Linked DNA regions of Homo sapiens: region 1 is linked to region 2. A link is a loop called in an ENCODE intact Hi-C map of the cell type or tissue named here. Cell type or tissue: mammary epithelial cell. All regions are shown on one strand. Links, peaks and the distances in the headings refer to the core of each region. The heading gives the core; the rest is flanking DNA. Region 1 overlaps CYP39A1 (cytochrome P450 family 39 subfamily A member 1). Region 2 has its middle 5.0 kb from the start of ADGRF1.

Region 1 (8,343 bases), core at 180-8,179, 410 kb after region 2:
TAATATAATCTATGTTTGTTTTATTTCAGTATGGACCAATATTTACAGTCTTTGCTATGGGAAACCGAATGACCTTTGTTACTGAAGAAGAAGGAATTAATGTGTTTCTAAAATCCAAAAAAGTAGATTTTGAACTAGCAGTGCAAAATATCGTTTATCGTACAGGTAAAGAATATTTTCAGATAGTCCATTCGAAATCCAACATTGGAATCCAGGAGTAGTTTTAGGTAAAAATTACATCCTCATTCCTCTATCAAGAATGATGAGGGTCCATTATTTTATTCTTGAGGTATGGGTAGAAGAGGAAAGAGTTATGGGTAGAATAGTTTGGCCATTGAAATGCAAATGAATGGCAGCCTAATACATTTAGATTTGAATTAGACACGTGAAAGTGATAAGGTTACCTCATTGATGTTTTCTTTAGAGAATATTTGGAATCTGTATCATGTTACAGCTTCCAAGATGTCACTAACTCTGTTCCACTGCTGTGTATACAGTGTTCTACAGGGTACAGCTCTTGGACTGGTTACATGTTACTCAGTCCCTGAAACTAGAATTCCATGGCTTAGTAAATCCTTTACAGTGGCATTTCCTGACAAATTTTATAGGGCTGTTATGGTCAATGGGAGCTTGACTTGCCCTTTCACAAATCCTCCATCTTCAGAGACTACCAGATTGTACAGTCAGCATGCTTCCAGTATGGCTGTCTGCCTTCATTTCTTCCTAGGCTGCAATTGTGTGTACTGGGGCCATGTGTCCTCCCTGGAACGCAGAGCTGGTTCAATTTGTGTCTGGTTCTTTTTTGTGCTTTCACAATGTTTTTGCTTGCTTCTATTCTCTGTGGCTTCTTTCTCTCTGTTTCCCTTTTTTCTTCTTTGGTTCCTTTTCATGTAACCTTTTGTGCATTTCTTGCCATTAAGACAAGAAAGTTTGTTTTAAAAGCTACCAGTAATCAATAGAATTATATATATTTTTTCTTCTTGTATGCATGATCATCACAACCTGTTGGTGAAATTATTTGATTATTTAGTGCTTCTTGATACTTGGACTATGGAATTTTAGATCAAATAATATAAATATTTTGAAGGCCTTTGATCTGTAGAGTCGCGTATCCCTTCAGAAAAATTTACTAAGTTACCTATCAGAGGTGTATGGAAATGATTGAGTTTTTTTCACCTGAGCCTCCTCTGGGGACTTTCATGTTTAAATATTTCATTGAACAGATGAAATATATTAATATTTATTCTTGAGTCAGCTTCCCATCCCTCCCATATAGTAGATGTATGCTACTATACATACAGAAGATGTATAGTAGCATACTATACATACCAGCATAGTATATGTATAGTAGCATAGTATACATACTATACTGGTATGGTAACATAGAGAAGATGTATGCTCAGGAAATCTAAAAACTGTTTTTCATTAACTTACACAAAATGTATCTTACACGTAATAGGATGACGAAATACAAAATTAAAACTTATTCTTTGAAAAAGTTACTTCAATAAAATGACAACAATGGACACAGGGGACTACTAGAGGGAGGGGGGTGGGCGGCAGGGGGCAAAGGTTGAAAAACTAACTATTGAGTACTGTGCTCATTACCTGAGTGATGGGATTAATCATGCCCCAAACCTCAGCATAACACAATATACTTGTATAACAAACCTGCACATGTACCCTTTGAATCTAAAATAAAATTCAAAATTTTTTTAAAACAGAAAAAGTTACTTCAAGGTCAATAAAACAAGATAAAATAAAAATATAAAGAAATGAGTAAACAATAAACCACAATTTCTAATTAGGAATGTGTGTTATAGAAGGAGCACGAATACTAACATAAAGAAAATAGTGGGCTCAAAGCTATTCATGGGGTTAGGAAAGGCCTCCTGGTGGAAGTAGTGTTCAAGAAGACACTTGAAGGACAAATAGAAATTTGCAGGAGAAGTTTGAGGCTCATAGGTATAAGTGTGTGGGATTGGGTGGGAGTAGATATGGGTATAATAAAGGAGAGAACATTCTGAGCAGACAGAACAGCCTCTGAAATGCTGGGATATGTAAAATATGTTTTTAATGTATCTGGACTGTAGATTTTGAGGGAGAAGGGCTGAAAATACCAGCTCTCTTAATCACCCATTTATAGATTATCCCTTAAAGTGAATAGATTTCCATCATCTCACAGAATACGTTGAATCTTTTTTATTTGTTTGTTTTGAGATAAAGTCTCTCTCTGTCACCCAGGCTGGAGTGCAGTGGTGTGATGTTGGCTCACTGCGACTCCAACTCCTGGGTTCAAGCGATTCTTCTGCCTCAGCCTCCCCAGTAGCTGGGATTACAGGTGCCCGCCACAGCCGGCTAATTTTCCTATTTTTAGTAGAGACAGGGTTTCACCATGTTGGTCAGGCTGGTCTGGAACTTCTGACCTCAAGTGATCCACCTGCCTTGTTCTCCCAAAGTTCTGGGATTACAGTTGTGAGCCACCACACTCAGTCGAGAATAGGTTGAATCTTTATCTACTTTTATTTATGGGAGGTGACCTTATGTACTGAGAGGACTTTGGCTGTAGTCCCTGCTGACCAAATAATAGTAGATATATATTGACTGTGTGTTTCAAGGAGTTGTTGCTTATTTTGAAAATAGTTTTCTTTGTTCATAGCATCAATTCCAAAGAATGTCTTTTTAGCACTGCATGAAAAACTCTATATTATGTTGAAAGGGAAAATGGGGACTGTCAATCTCCATCAGTTTACTGGGCAACTGACTGAAGAATTACATGAACAACTGGAGAATTTAGGCACTCATGGGACAATGGACCTGAACAACTTAGTAAGGTAAATAGACGCATTAGTATGATTTAGTCTTGCTTTTTGTTTTAAATAAAAAAATTGAAACCTATAGATTGGACTTCAAACATTGTCAGGTTGATTAATGAAATCTACCTAACTAGGCTATTAAGAGATTATTTTAATCTTTTAAATTATTTTTTTTTGAGATAGAGTCTCGCTCTGTCACCAATCTTTTAAATTCTAATTCAGTTTAGCATTTCTATTTTATGGTGAGCAAACAAGCCAATACAGTCATTGTAATACATTTGCAGTAATTTATCCTTAGTCATTCCATACATTTGTGTATAAACTACACGGATTTTCTTCTTATAATTTTCATACTTCCTGTAGAATTTTGATAAAACATTCAGTGCAATTTGCTATTATTAGAATGAGAGGACGTTGAGAGGATAGGGGAGAGAATGGAATCATAAAGTGGTGAAAAAAGTCCAGGAGATGTTTGTGTTACTTAACAAGTGGCTCAGGCAAAGTCAGTGTGGGCCTCAGGACTGAGCCCCAGGGTCCTCTATTAAGGGAGATCCCAAGAGACAGGGAAGAGCAGCAGACGGAGTCAGCCCCATTCTGAAGCTTTCTGGAAAAGTTAAAGTCTGGGCATGGGAGACATGAGAAAATTTCCCACATGCATAAAGAGATTTCGTAAGTTGAAGTTACCTGAGTCACTTTGCCATCTCAGCAGGAATCCTGGAATGCCCAAGGCAAGATTGAGCAGTTCAGACTCAGAATGACAGTGAACATTTTGTTAGAGGTCCAGTAGTAGGGGGTGGAGGGGGGACACAAAAACAACCAAATTTAAAAATGTGCTGAAGCATACCCAATATCTATAACAAAATGAAGATATTGAAATGAACAAAATATTCTTGGATATTTTTAAAACTTTGGGTGGAGGAAATTATGAAGGGATGGTAAATAAAAATTAAATAAACAGTATTAAGTGTTTTAAGGCATGTTAACAATATTTTATATTCTTTATCTTAAGTATGCTACAGTAATCACTTTATTCTCTTAATGGTAAAACTTATTGATGATATGTACTATATTTCAATGGGCAATAGTTTGAATTTATGGGATCCTGTGAGAAATTAGGGAATTTGGTGACTAATATTGCCCTGAATCTTTGTTGTTGTTGTTGTTGTTATTGTTGTTGTTGCTGTCTAAAGGCATGGACTATATCTTAGCTACTATTATTTGCTAAATAAATTATTGTTGAATTGTATTAGATCAGTTTATTTATTATCTCATATTTGTCAGAGTCTAATAAGCTTGTTTAGAAAGCATTTAAATATCTTCAGATAAATCAAACCACAGTTTCAGTTCCCCCTGTATTATCTTGACCACAGTAAGCAAATATCAAAACTTCTTAAGAGTGACTTTTTCCCAAGAGAATCTGTCACCTATTATCTGCTCCCCATATATTGCTATGAAATAATGCCTTGCTTTGTATCCTTTGCCTTTCTTCTTTGGTCTTCGGGTCTGACTTTTTGTGTGTTTCTGTCTTTGTAGACATCTCCTTTATCCAGTCACAGTGAATATGCTCTTTAATAAAAGTTTGTTTTCCACAAACAAGAAAAAAATCAAGGAGTTCCATCAGTATTTTCAAGTTTATGATGAAGATTTTGAGTATGGGTCCCAGTTGCCAGAGTGTCTTCTAAGGTAACAGTTGTTTCCTATAATTAATTCATTGACCAAGCTTATCTCAGCAATTCAACACCTCTCATTTTTCTGTTCTAAGTAGATGTAACAGCAGTTTAAGTGGGAGAGAAGCCGTTTCTTATGACCTGTTTGTTTTTGGTGTCTGTATGTGAATTGAAGGAGGACCAAGGAAGAGAGATGCTTTTCTTATTGTGATGAACAAAAACAAAAGAGAGAAAGAGATCGATGGGATTAAGAATTTATTTTGAGGTCTTTTATCCCATGTACAGCTTTTTATTATTGCACTCATTGCTACAGTTAAGATTCCTGCTAAATCGTCAACCTGAGCAGTCTCAGAATCAGACACTGTGCTCCTCATTCTCTCTGAGGCAAACATGGGCGTGGTTAAATGCATTTCTCACAGTTGGTTCAGACAAATGTTTGTAAAATGAGGCACATGCAAAGTAACTGCATGATTTTGAAATTTCTTGGCAGTGGCTCTATGTCTTTCTCCATATGGGTTGCTATAACAAAGTATCATAGACTGGGAGGCTTATAAACAACAGAAATTTATTTCTCATCGCCCTGGAGGCTGGAGGCCTGAGATGAGGGTGCCAGCATGGTCACGTTCTGGTGAGGGCTATTTCTCATTGCCCTGGAGGCTGGGGGTCTGAAATGAGCGGGCCAGCATGGTCATGTTCTGGTGAGGGCTCCTTCCGGGTTGCAGACTCCCAATTTTTCACTGCATTCTCATGTGGTAAAAGGGGCAGACAGACTCCCTCAGACCCTGTTCATAAGGTTAGTACTCCTTTTCATGAGGGCTGTAGCCTCAGAACATAGCTACCATCCAAAGACCCCCACCTCCTAATGACATCACCTTGGGGGTTAGGATTTCAACATATAAAGATTTGGGAGAGACACAGACATTCAGACCATAGCCTACGTAGACCATTCATCTACAATGGTGACTGTTCAGACAAGATTTAGAAGATGAGAGCCAGTTTGTTTTTCCCGGCTTAAGTCAGCGATTGGTTCTGTGCATTGGGTTTTCATCCTCCTGCAACTTACAGCAGCCACAGTAAAGGCAGACCAAGCAAGTGTGGGTTCTGCCTTCTTATTCAGTGCCAATCCAGTAGGACTCCAAAGTTTTATTTACAAAAGACACTAAAATGTAGTTGCTCTGCCTCCCCAGCTGTCTTTGTGGACTAATCATTCCGAAGGTAGACCTTCCATGAAATTATACCTGAAAATGAAGAATAAATTTGGAGAACTAATTTTAATTCCACAGACATCCCTTTTTTATGCTGTGACCTGTTATTCCTAAAGTGCTTTCCAATTAATTTCTATATATATTTTTTCTCATGTAGAAACTGGTCAAAATCCAAAAAGTGGTTCCTGGAACTGTTTGAGAAAAACATTCCAGATATAAAAGCATGTAAATCTGCAAAAGATAATTCCATGGTAAGTATTTCTTACCTTTCTTTTGCTAATGTAAAGATAGTAATAAATTATTGTTGTTAAAATATATTTTGCTAAAACACATGAGATTGATTAGATACCATTTTTGTGTCAACCACTGTACTGGACATGTTGAGATACATTATTTCACTGTTACATCATCACAACAACCTATGTAGAAGAGGTATCCTATTCCACATAAGAAAAAACCAGAGACAACGAGCAAAAAAATACAATTCCGATGTTCCGTATTGATTTCTGTGTTATCATACAGTTGGCTGTGTCAATAGCGACAGGTGAAACTAATGGCAAATTAGGAAAAACAAAGCTCTACAAAATAGGCTTTGTTGTTGATGCCACTACCGTTAGTTGTTTCTTCAGATGCAAGGAAGCAGAATAGTATAATTTAAAAAGCCAGGCACTAGGAACCTGTGCCCTAAGCGTTATTCCAGATCTGTGGTTCTTCAAATGTGGCCCATAAACCGACAGCACCAGCATCACCTGGGACTCAGTCAGAAACTCTGCAGTAGGCCAGGCATGGTGGCTCACGCCTGTAATCCCAGCACTTTGGGGGGCCGACGCAGGAGAATTGCTTAAGCCCAGGAGTTCGAGACCAACCTGGGCAACATAGCAAGACCTGGTCTCTACAAATAATTATATATATAAAAAATTAGCCAGGCATGGTTGCACACACCTGTGGTACCGGCTACTCAGGAGGCTGAGGTGGGAGGATCACACTTGAGCCTGGGGAAGTGAAAGCTGCAGCAAACCCTGATTGTGCCCCTGCACTCCAGCCTGGATGACAGAGCGAAATCCTGTCTCAAAAACAAACAAACAAACAAACAAACACCTCTGAGGTAGACAATCTGCTTTAACAAGCCTTACCTTTGGTTCAGATGCTTGCTAATGAATGGTTCTCACCTCTGCCTCTCATTAGAATCACTCTGGGAGCTTTTGAAAACTGTCTGAGGCCAGGGTCTGCCCACAGAGACTGGGTTTCATTTGGTCTGGACTGTCTAGGCTCAAATCCAGTCACTGGTTATGTAACCTTGGGCACAGTACCTAGTCTCTTGGCCTCAGTTTCCTCACCGCATAAAGTTGTGGGAATTAAATGATTTAATTTTTGTAAAGCACTGAGAACAGAGGACTGGATAGGAGCTTATCATTGTTATCATCATTTAAAAAAACTCTTCAAACATTTTTATATTTAAAGATGGCATCAAAAGTTTTTGTTTGTTTTTAGTTAAATAGCAAATATTATCACAAACAGCTTTGCTTAAAACTAGAAAGGAAGATGGCCTTAGGAAAAAGGACTATGTGAATGTTTAGGTATCTCCTTCCTGAATAAAGGGAATAGGAAGCCATACTGGAAGGCCCTTCATTGACAAACTGTGTTTCAGCTAATATTTTTGTTGTGTAAACAACCCAGACAAACACACATGTTCTTTGCATTATTTTCCAGGACTTAGGGGCAAAAGCACATGTATATAAAAGATGTATCGAGATAGATCTGTAATCTATGGGCCTAGCAAACAGAGTTTTTAAATTCCCAGTTAAAATTCCCTGCTAAGGCTGGGTGCTGTGGCTCACGCCTGTAATCCCAGCACTTTGGGAGGCCAAGGTGGGTGGATCACCTAAGGTCAGAAGTTCGAGATCAGCCTGGCGAACATGGTGAAACCTCATCTCTACTAAAAATACAAAAATTAGCCTGGCATGGTGGTGCGCGCCTGTAATCCCAGCTACTCAGGAGGCTGAGGCAGGAGAATTGCTTGAACCTGGGAGGCGGAGGTTATGGTGCGCCGAGATTGCGCCACTGCACTCCAACCTGGGTGACAGAGTGAAACTCCATCTCAAAAAAAAAAAAAAAGCAAAAAGAAAAAAAAAGTAAAATTCCCTACCAACAATACCTCTAGAATAGCATTTATTTTTCTTACTCTGAAGAAATGAGGTATTTTTAATCATAGGTACTCTTAACTCCCTATTTGTATTAGTCCGTTTTCATGTTGGTGAAAAAGACATACCCGAGACTGGGCAATTTACAAAAGAAAGAGGTTTAATGGTTCCACATGGCTGGGGAGGCCTCACAATCATGGTGGAAGGCAAGGAGGATCAAGTAACATCTTACATGGATGGTGGCAGGCAAAAGGAGAGAGAGCTTGTGTGGGGAAACTTCCCTTTGTAAAACCATCAGATCTCATGGGACTTATTCACCATCACGAGAACAGCACTAGAAAGACCTGCTCCCATGATTCGGTTACCTCCCACTGGATCCCTACCACAACATGTGGGAATTCAAGATGAGATTTTGGTGGCTTCGTAGCCAAACCATATCATTATTTGAATAAAAACAAAGTTTGAATTCTGCTGAAGCTAATCCAGTGTTTAAAACTTTAGGAGAGAATTCAAC
Region 2 (8,343 bases), core at 307-8,306:
GCAATAAACATACGTGTGCATGTGTCTTTATAGCAGCATGATTTATAGTCCTTTGGGTATATACCCAGTAATGGGATGGCTGGGTCAAATGGTATTTCTAGTTCTAGATCCCTGAGGAATCGCCACACTGACTTCCACAATGGTTGAACTAGTTTACAGTCCCACCAACAGTGTAAAAGTGTTCCTATTTCTCCACATCCTCTCCAGCACCTGTTGTTTCCTGACTTTTTAATGATTGCCATTCTAACTGGTGTGAGATGGTATCTCATAGTGGTTTTGATTTTCATTTCTCTGATGGCCAGTGATGATGAGCATTTTTTCATGTATTTTTTGGCTGCATAAATGTCTTCTTTTGAGAAGTGTCTGTTCATGTCCTTCGCCCACTTTTTGATGGGGTTGTTTGTTTTTTTCTTGTAAATTTGTTTGAGTTCATTGTAGATTCTGGATATTAGCCCTTTGTCAGATGAGTAGGTTGCGAAAATTTTCTCCCATGTTGTAGGTTGCCTGTTCACTCTGATGGTAGTTTCTTTTGCTGTGCAGAAGCTGGAGGCATCACACTATCTGACTTCAAACTATACTACAAGGCTACAGTAACCAAAACAGCATGGTACTGGTACCAAAACAGAGATATAGATCAATGGAACAGAACAGAGCCCTCAGAAATAACGCCACATACCTACAACTATCTGATCTTTGACAAACCTGAGAAAAACAAGCAATGGGGAAAGGATTCCCTATTTAATAAATGGTGCTGGGAAAACTGGCTAGCCATATGTAGAAAGCTGAAACTGGATCCCTTCCTTACACCTTATACAAAAATCAATTCAAGATGGATTAAAGATTTAAACGTTAGACCTAAAACCATGAAAACCCTAGAAGAAAACCTAGGCATTACCATTCAGGACATAGGCGTGGGCAAGGACTTCATGTCCAAAACACCAAAAGCAATGGCAACAAAAGCCAAAATTGACAAATGGGATCTAATTAAACTAAAGAGCTTCTGCACAGCAAAAGAAACTACAGATTGTTTAGACTGTGTATTTCAAGAAAAAGGTGGCTACTTTGCAAATGGAAGTAAAATTAAAAAACAAAAGTCCATAAATTCTGGGACTTATCAGAGAGAAGATGTAACTAATTCCTATCTCTAACTAATAAAATATAAAACTGAGGTGGTCTTGGTTTGGATATAAAACCAATTATATCCAAGCCTAATAACAAGAAGTGAGTCACGGATATGGCCGTCAAATCTTTTTCCTTCAACACTGGGAATGAGTAAGGTGGCTCTAAGTCTTTCAGGTGGATAAAATTACTCCGGAAAAGAAACCAAAGGTGTGGCTCTGCCACTGACGCCTGATAGACTCAAGGTACTGCTTGGAAAAGAATGTGAGGCGTATATGATGGCACGTGCAGCTGATTGGAATGAAACAAATGAGGTGACAATTATGTTTTAAGAGCATTGTACTGACAAGAGAACCACTAGCTGTAGTAAAAGGGATTGCAACTTTCTTGCTTGAAGCCTGAAACTCGTTCAGCATATTAACTGCCATTCACATTTATCACACGTTTCTCTTTTTAAAATTTTTATTTATTTATTTATTTTTGAGATGGAGTCTCACTCTGTTGCCCAGGCTGGAGTGCAGTGTTGCAATCTCGACTCATTGCAACCTCCGCCTCCCAGGTTCAGGCGATTCTCCTGCCTCAGCCTCCTGCGTAGCTGGCATTACAGGCATGCAGTACCATGCCTGGCGAATTTTTGTATTTGTAGTAAAGATGGGGTTTCGCCATGTTGGCAAGGCTGGCCTCAAACTCCAGACCTCAAGTGATCCGCCCACCGTGGCCTCCCAAAGTTTTAGGATTACAGGCGTGAGCCACCATGCCAAGCACAAAGGTTTCTTATATAGGTCATGCCCATATGGTTTCCAAGAACAATTTCTTTGCTGCTCATTGGCCAGACAAGAAGCAAATGTCATACATTGTCAGATTTCTCTTATGGCAGCTTTACCCCACTCTTAGTACCAATTTCTGTATGCTTAAGCTAGATTACAATATAGTAACAACCTCAAAATTTCAATTTCTCAAAACAAAAAAGGTTCATGTCTTGCATATATAATATATTTTAAACAAATACAATTCACCGCACCTACTGATGGACTTTTAGATTACTTTCAATCAGCATATTAGAAATAATTCTGCATTGTATACATATCATTTTGCACATATGAAAGTATGTGTGTAGGTTGTATTTCTAGAAATAGAATTGCTAAGTCAAGTGATATGTAAATGTAAACATTTGGTACAGATTTACTGACTTATATTCCCGCTAGTTATATATGACACTGCCTATTTCCTCCTACCTGCAACAATGTTGTCATTAACGCTTTTGATCTTTTACCTGAGAGGTAAAAATAATATCCCATCATTGCTTTAGTCTTCATTTTTCAAGTTATCCTAGATGTTTCCTTGCTTTTCATAGACTTTAGAACTATTTGTATGCTTTTTTGGTGGATTTATTTATATCCTTTTGTCTATTTATCTGGTTGATTGTCTTTTTTCATTGATTCCAAAGAACTATTTGCATATTAGGAAAAATTTATTAAATAAATTGAAAATAGCTTCTTTTTTTCCAGATCATTATTTCTATTTGGATGCTGTTTATTGTATTGCTGACCTTGCAGAATCTTTTCTCCTTTTTATGTGAAGACACCAAAAAAATACCATTTTTTTCTTTTTGTGACATCTAGGTTTTGTTCTTACTTTAGGAATACCTTTGCCATTAAACCAACACATTATTTAAAGAATGTATCAGCAACAACTGTTTTCTTCTACTGTCTTTAAAGTTTCATATTTTGTGTTTATATTTTAAATCCAGGTAATATTAACTTTGGTGTAAACTGTGAGAGAAGGATATGCATTTATACAATTTCTAACTGGTAAAGTGGGCGCTTTTGTAGGTGAAGATTGGTTAGTTGTGGAACAAGGGTAGTTTACTGAATATGCTTTTGTAATTTTGAGTTTTCTACCTTGTTCATGTAAAATTTACCAACATTTTATTAAAAGAAGCTGTTATGCAGAGACATTATTGACTGTTATGTAAAAACATTAAGAAAGCAGCTCCAATTGAATGTGACCCTGCAGGAATACAAACCAATGTTTTCAGATCTTCTTATTTTCCAAAAGAAGCTGAAATTTGGATTTTTATGTGAAATCCCCTGATGTTTAAATGTCGGCAACTAATTCAGAGTTAGAAAAACAAAGCATGGTCCAAACAAAACACATCTGCTGGCCAGATGGGGCCCACAGGGTGCCAGTTTGAGACCTGTGTTTTAAACGCTTTTTCTTATCCTCAAAGATTCATGTAAGTGCCTCTCCTACAGCCTTCTGTGGCACAGTGTGTTCAGCCCCTATCGTAACATATTTTAACTGATTGTTGCTGGCCTACCTTCTCCATTATAGATGCTTGAAGAGTGTATTTATAGATTTTGAAGTCCTGAGGCTTAACACAGTGTCTTGTACCTAGTAGACAGTATAAATGCTTGTCAAATGAATAAATAGATGAATGAATGAACTCTGCTCCAAGCAGAATCTATGTCCTGAAAAACTGGACAAGGCAACTCAGGTCACAGAGGTTACCTGGTTTGGACTGCTCCTTCTCCTGCCTCCTCCATTAAGTCCCTCAGTCACCTTCATGGTAAATTAAGTGATTGTACCGCATAGTGATTTTGTAAACAGGTGGCCGCTACAACGTTGTGAATCTTGGCCACTAGATGTCTCTCTTTGCCTAAAGGACATTTGGAAGTGCTGGAGTCAATGTGGGGTTTGCTGAAACAATACGTAAGTGAAAAAGAATGTCCTAATCTCAGGTCACATCTTCAGATGTTTGTCCTCATGAGGAAGTTGAGCACGGCCATGACACCAGAGCAAAAGTGCCCAGGGACGGAAGCAGCTTAATTTTGTTCTAGAAGAGCTTCTCATCCACAGGAAGGACCCTTTGCACTCTGAGTCTGTTGGGTGTGAGCCTCTAATCCAGCAGACTCATGAGTGTTCTCCAGAAGCCTTGCTTGTGTTATTTTTCTCTGATGCTATAGGCTGGTGGAGAAATGCATCTTACTGTAAAGGGTCTGGAACTCTAGAATCTGCATGGTAAAAAGGAGGATTCTTGTAAGATATAGCAGATTCTCTATTGAGGCTGTCCCGACCCTGTAGAATTCCTGCACCTCCTGTGATTGCAGGGGGTGTGTTCTGGTGCCTGCAGCTGTACCTTTCCTATGGCCTCACGAGGATCTTTTGAGCTTGGAGAGGTGGGCTTCTTGGTGCTGTATAACTCTTATTTTAAACACAGACGGAGTGAAGGGGAAAAAGGATTATCACTTATTTTATAGGTTATAGCTTTCTCTTCTCAGTGTTATCTGTGTACATTCTGTACAGAGAATAATAATTCTGTATCAATACTGTACATTCTGAACTGATTAAAGGCCACAGATACCGTCTTGACCAACTGCCAGATTTACACAGGACCTTGAATTTAGTGACACTTGAAGCTTACTTCTTGAATAAAATGAAGTGTGGACTCTATAGGATTTTGATGGCTCTCCAATTTATTATGGAAGGTTCAGATGATAAGAATGTTCTATCTCATTAGTACCTGGTTTGCCTTTGCTTTTTCTTTGGATATTTAGCAAGGGTCAGACACTTCTATTTGTATTTTTCATCTGTCTTTAGGAAGCAGTAGAGAATAGTGTGACAGAACAGACTTTGAAGTCAGGTTGTGTTGATTTTCTGGCTCACCATTCACTTAACTGCTCGATGCCTTCACTCCATTGTCTATAAAATAGGGTTGCAGAACGTATAAAAACACATGAAAAATGATCACAACAGTACTTGGCACATAGGAAGTACTCCGTAAATGTTGGCTGATCCACCACAAAAAAAAAAAAAGAAAGAAACCAACAACAAAAAAAAGAATGAGATCTTGTCATTTGCAACAACGTGGATGGAGCTGGAGGACATTTAGTGAAATATGCCAGGTAAAGAAAGACAAACTTCACATGTTCTCACTGATTTGTGGGAGCTAAAACTAAAACAATTAAACTGATGGAAGTAGAGAAAAGAATGATGATTTCCAGAGGCTGGGAAGAGTAGTGGGCAGTGGGGGAGTGGGGATGGTTAATGGGTACAAAAATATCATTAGGTAGAATAAATAAGATCTAGTGTTTGATAGCACAATGGGGTGACTATATTCAATAACAATTTACTAAACATTTAAAAATACCTTAAAGTGTATAATTGGAATGTTTGTAACACAAAGAAATGATGCTGCATAACCGCAAAGGTTTGAGGTGATGATTACACATTGTATGCCTGTATCAAAATATCTCATGTACCCCATAAAAACTTATACCTACTATGTGCCCATACAAATTAAAAACAAAAAATTTAAAAAAAAGTTTGCTAAGCCAGGAACTGTGACTTACACCTGTAATTACAACACTTTGGGAGGCTGAAGCAGGAGGATCGCTTTGAGCTCAGGAGTTCAATACCAGCCTGGACAACATGGCAAAACCCCGCCTCTACAAAAAATACAAAAATTAACATTGGTGGCTCACGCCTGTGGTCCAAACTGCTTGGGAGACTGAGGCTGGAGAATCGCTTGAGCCCGGGAAGCAGAGGTTGCAGCGAGATGAGATAATGCCACTGCATTCCAGCCTGGGCGACAGAGTGAGACCCTGTCTCAACAACAACAACAAAATGTTGGCTGATACTAAGTGCTTGGTAGTTCTTCTCTTCCTCTAATTAGCTGTCCAGGTCTCAATTATAACACAATGCTACCCTACCCCTCTGATAAAAGCAATTTCTCATAAGTCACAGTGTCCAATGCTTGTCCTTAGGTAGCTTCATAATTTCAAACCCACCTCTCCTTATCTTAAGCCCTTGTTCCGAGTATGAAGAGCCTGTATCAGCTTTGATAAGACTTTTATCATAGTAGTCAGAAGAATCGTCTCGCTGAAATTTACAGTTTATACTCAACTCTTCTCTTTTTTACTCCTCCTTTCAGTTAAAAAAATTATACTTGCAATATATACATATACATATATATAGTGCTTTCAAACATTTTGCAACTATGGAATAAAACCACCTGAAACAGTCCAGGGTCTTTCACACTCCTGCATCATCACATCACTCAAGTCTGCCGTTTGTGTTTGCAGCCCCTGGGGTAAAACTTCTTTATGACCAAACTCAAAGAATGTCCAGCACTTCTGATGTATGGACATGGGCATCAGGGTCCTTCTGTAATTGGGTTCCTGTCCTTTTCTGGTTCACCTGCTGATCTGTCTAATTTAGATATTGTTTCACACCGAGTACTCACTCAGGGACAGTTTGTTGACATATGAATTTAGATAACTAGTTTCAATAACATGATTCTGTTTGCATTTTCTTTCTCCCAGGACTCAGGCTTATTGCTGTTTATTTGTGGGACCCTGCTCTTTTGCTTGGAAACCAAGCAACCAGACTCTTCACTAAACCAACACCAACAGATGAAGTTAGAAGGCTTGAAGCTCTTCCTCAGCCCCAGGCCTTTCTTCTTCTTCTTTTTTTTCCCCCCAGCATTTGTGGAATGTAAAGTTGACCAGATGAACCAAAATAAATTTGTTTACCTGGCTTCTTATGCTCAAGTGAACACCTTGTTCATGCCTGTGAAACATTACAATCAAACTAGAGGGGCAACAAAGCTCCACAGCTCTGCACTCAGAAGGTTGGCTTTGTCCTGAGCTCTTAAGGTAATAAGATGTCCGAATGCTGCCACAGTGCATAAACCCATGCTGCTTCCTTTTGCACTGTGTCCTTTGCAAGGACCAGAGAGCTCCTCAAACTCACCAGGAAGTACTGAGGAATTTAGTGTTGCGTGCACTAACAGATTCTTAGCAGGAAATTAGAAGCGGTGAGTAAACTGCTTTTTGGTGAGTCATCAGTTTCAAAAACACACCTTATTTATGAAACAATCTGAATATTGGACGTACTATGACTTCCTTCTATTAAACACGGAATTAAAAGACTATTAAATGCATTCATCTGTTTGGATTCAGATTTTCTCCAAAATCAATGTGCTCATGGAATCATTGATGTCTACCGGTTGCCTCACCTACTAGTGTCTGCTAAAGTGTTTTTGGTCTAATGAGACAATGTAGGGTTTCCTTTGGTTCTGAGGGCCATACCTTGGCCCTAGGAAGTTGTTGGGCTGCAGTGACACAATGAGCCAAAGGTGGATAACAGAGCTTCCATCTCAGCTTCAAGCCCTCACCACCTTAAACTCCACACTAGTTGGTCATTTCAACTGTTTCCACCCAATTCCATGGCCACTTTCTTGCTCTAGTGATTAGTAGATTATTAATTCCATTTTATAAACACATTCTTACTAGGATGTCAGTGAATTACTTTAAACACTTGTAATTTAATATAGACAATAGGAAAGGGGTGGCACTGAACTGAGAAGATGGCATCTCTCATCTTAAAACTTTAGACATTGGACCTACTGAGTAAGAGTATGTATGTCTGGAAGTCTTTATCCTTTCGGAATTGAAATTTGGTCTACAGTTATAATTGGTGGACTGTGAAACAGGCAAAACCCTACAGAAAACAAGCAGAAGGAGAATGGAATTAACTCGACTAGATTATGAGATTAGCTTTTTTCCACCCAGGCTGATGGGGGACAAAGGAACAATGGTTGAAGCTTGAGTCTACCTGACAATTGGGGTTTGTCAGGTAAGCCCCATTCTCTTGATAACTTTTTCAGTGGGCTAGACCCAGACCCAATCATGTTAAGTATGATAGGGATCAGTGGCCCAGCTGGTGTGGAAGACAAGTGGGTCATACTGGGTTTAGGCCCACATAGCACTAAAGGTCTTCAACATGCAATTAGAAGCTCAAATGTTGACGGGAATATTGTTCACTCTAAAAAAGATGTTTCTATTAGAATTTACTTACTCTTTCATGAAAACATAGATGCTTCCTCTTTCCTGATTGTGAGAACAGTGTACCTGACTAGCTTCCCCTTTTCTTTAACTGTTAGGAAGTTCTGTCCTAGAGATAAGTTTCAAATTTATGAAACAATAATTTCAGGGATTATTATTTGCATCACTTTTCTTAATTGACTCTTTATAGTTTCCTTTTTTATAGTTTATATAGAGGTTTTATAATGATTTTAAAATTTTTATTCTCACACTATTTTATTTTATGCATTAACATTGTAAGCCAGCTCAAGTCATTTGTAAAACGTGGAGTGCTTAAAAGAAACAAAAGAAAATTAATAAATTAATTGAATTCAGAGACATCCTTTGCTTTCTTTTC

The links. Peaks named below come from ENCODE experiments on the same cell type or tissue, not always from the same donor. Only the 100,000 strongest peaks of a DNase experiment are listed, where the experiment ranks them.
Region 1: a loop joins it to region 2, with 6 times the contacts of the local background. A loop is called at or near these places in 2 of 110 quality-filtered maps.

What each region holds. Positions count from the first base shown.
Region 1 is chr6:46,633,985-46,642,327 of GRCh38, reverse strand. It overlaps CYP39A1 (cytochrome P450 family 39 subfamily A member 1), which reads left to right. Exons shown (of 12, transcript NM_016593.5): 2 at 30-165; 3 at 2,660-2,834; 4 at 4,350-4,499; 5 at 5,846-5,939. Among named protein-coding and RNA genes, the nearest start is that of CYP39A1, 15 kb to the left of the region's middle. In mammary epithelial cell, for the core only: no CTCF peak of the experiment used is centred there; DNase peaks (open chromatin) are centred at 3,497 and 4,957; H3K27ac peaks cover 2,421 bases.
Region 2 is chr6:47,043,165-47,051,507 of GRCh38, reverse strand. No RefSeq gene overlaps it. Among named protein-coding and RNA genes, the nearest start is that of ADGRF1, 5.0 kb to the right of the region's middle. RefSeq lists an enhancer at 6,064-7,263. In mammary epithelial cell, for the core only: a CTCF peak has its summit at 3,757 (motif pointing right); DNase peaks (open chromatin) are centred at 3,797 and 6,917; H3K27ac peaks cover 3,021 bases.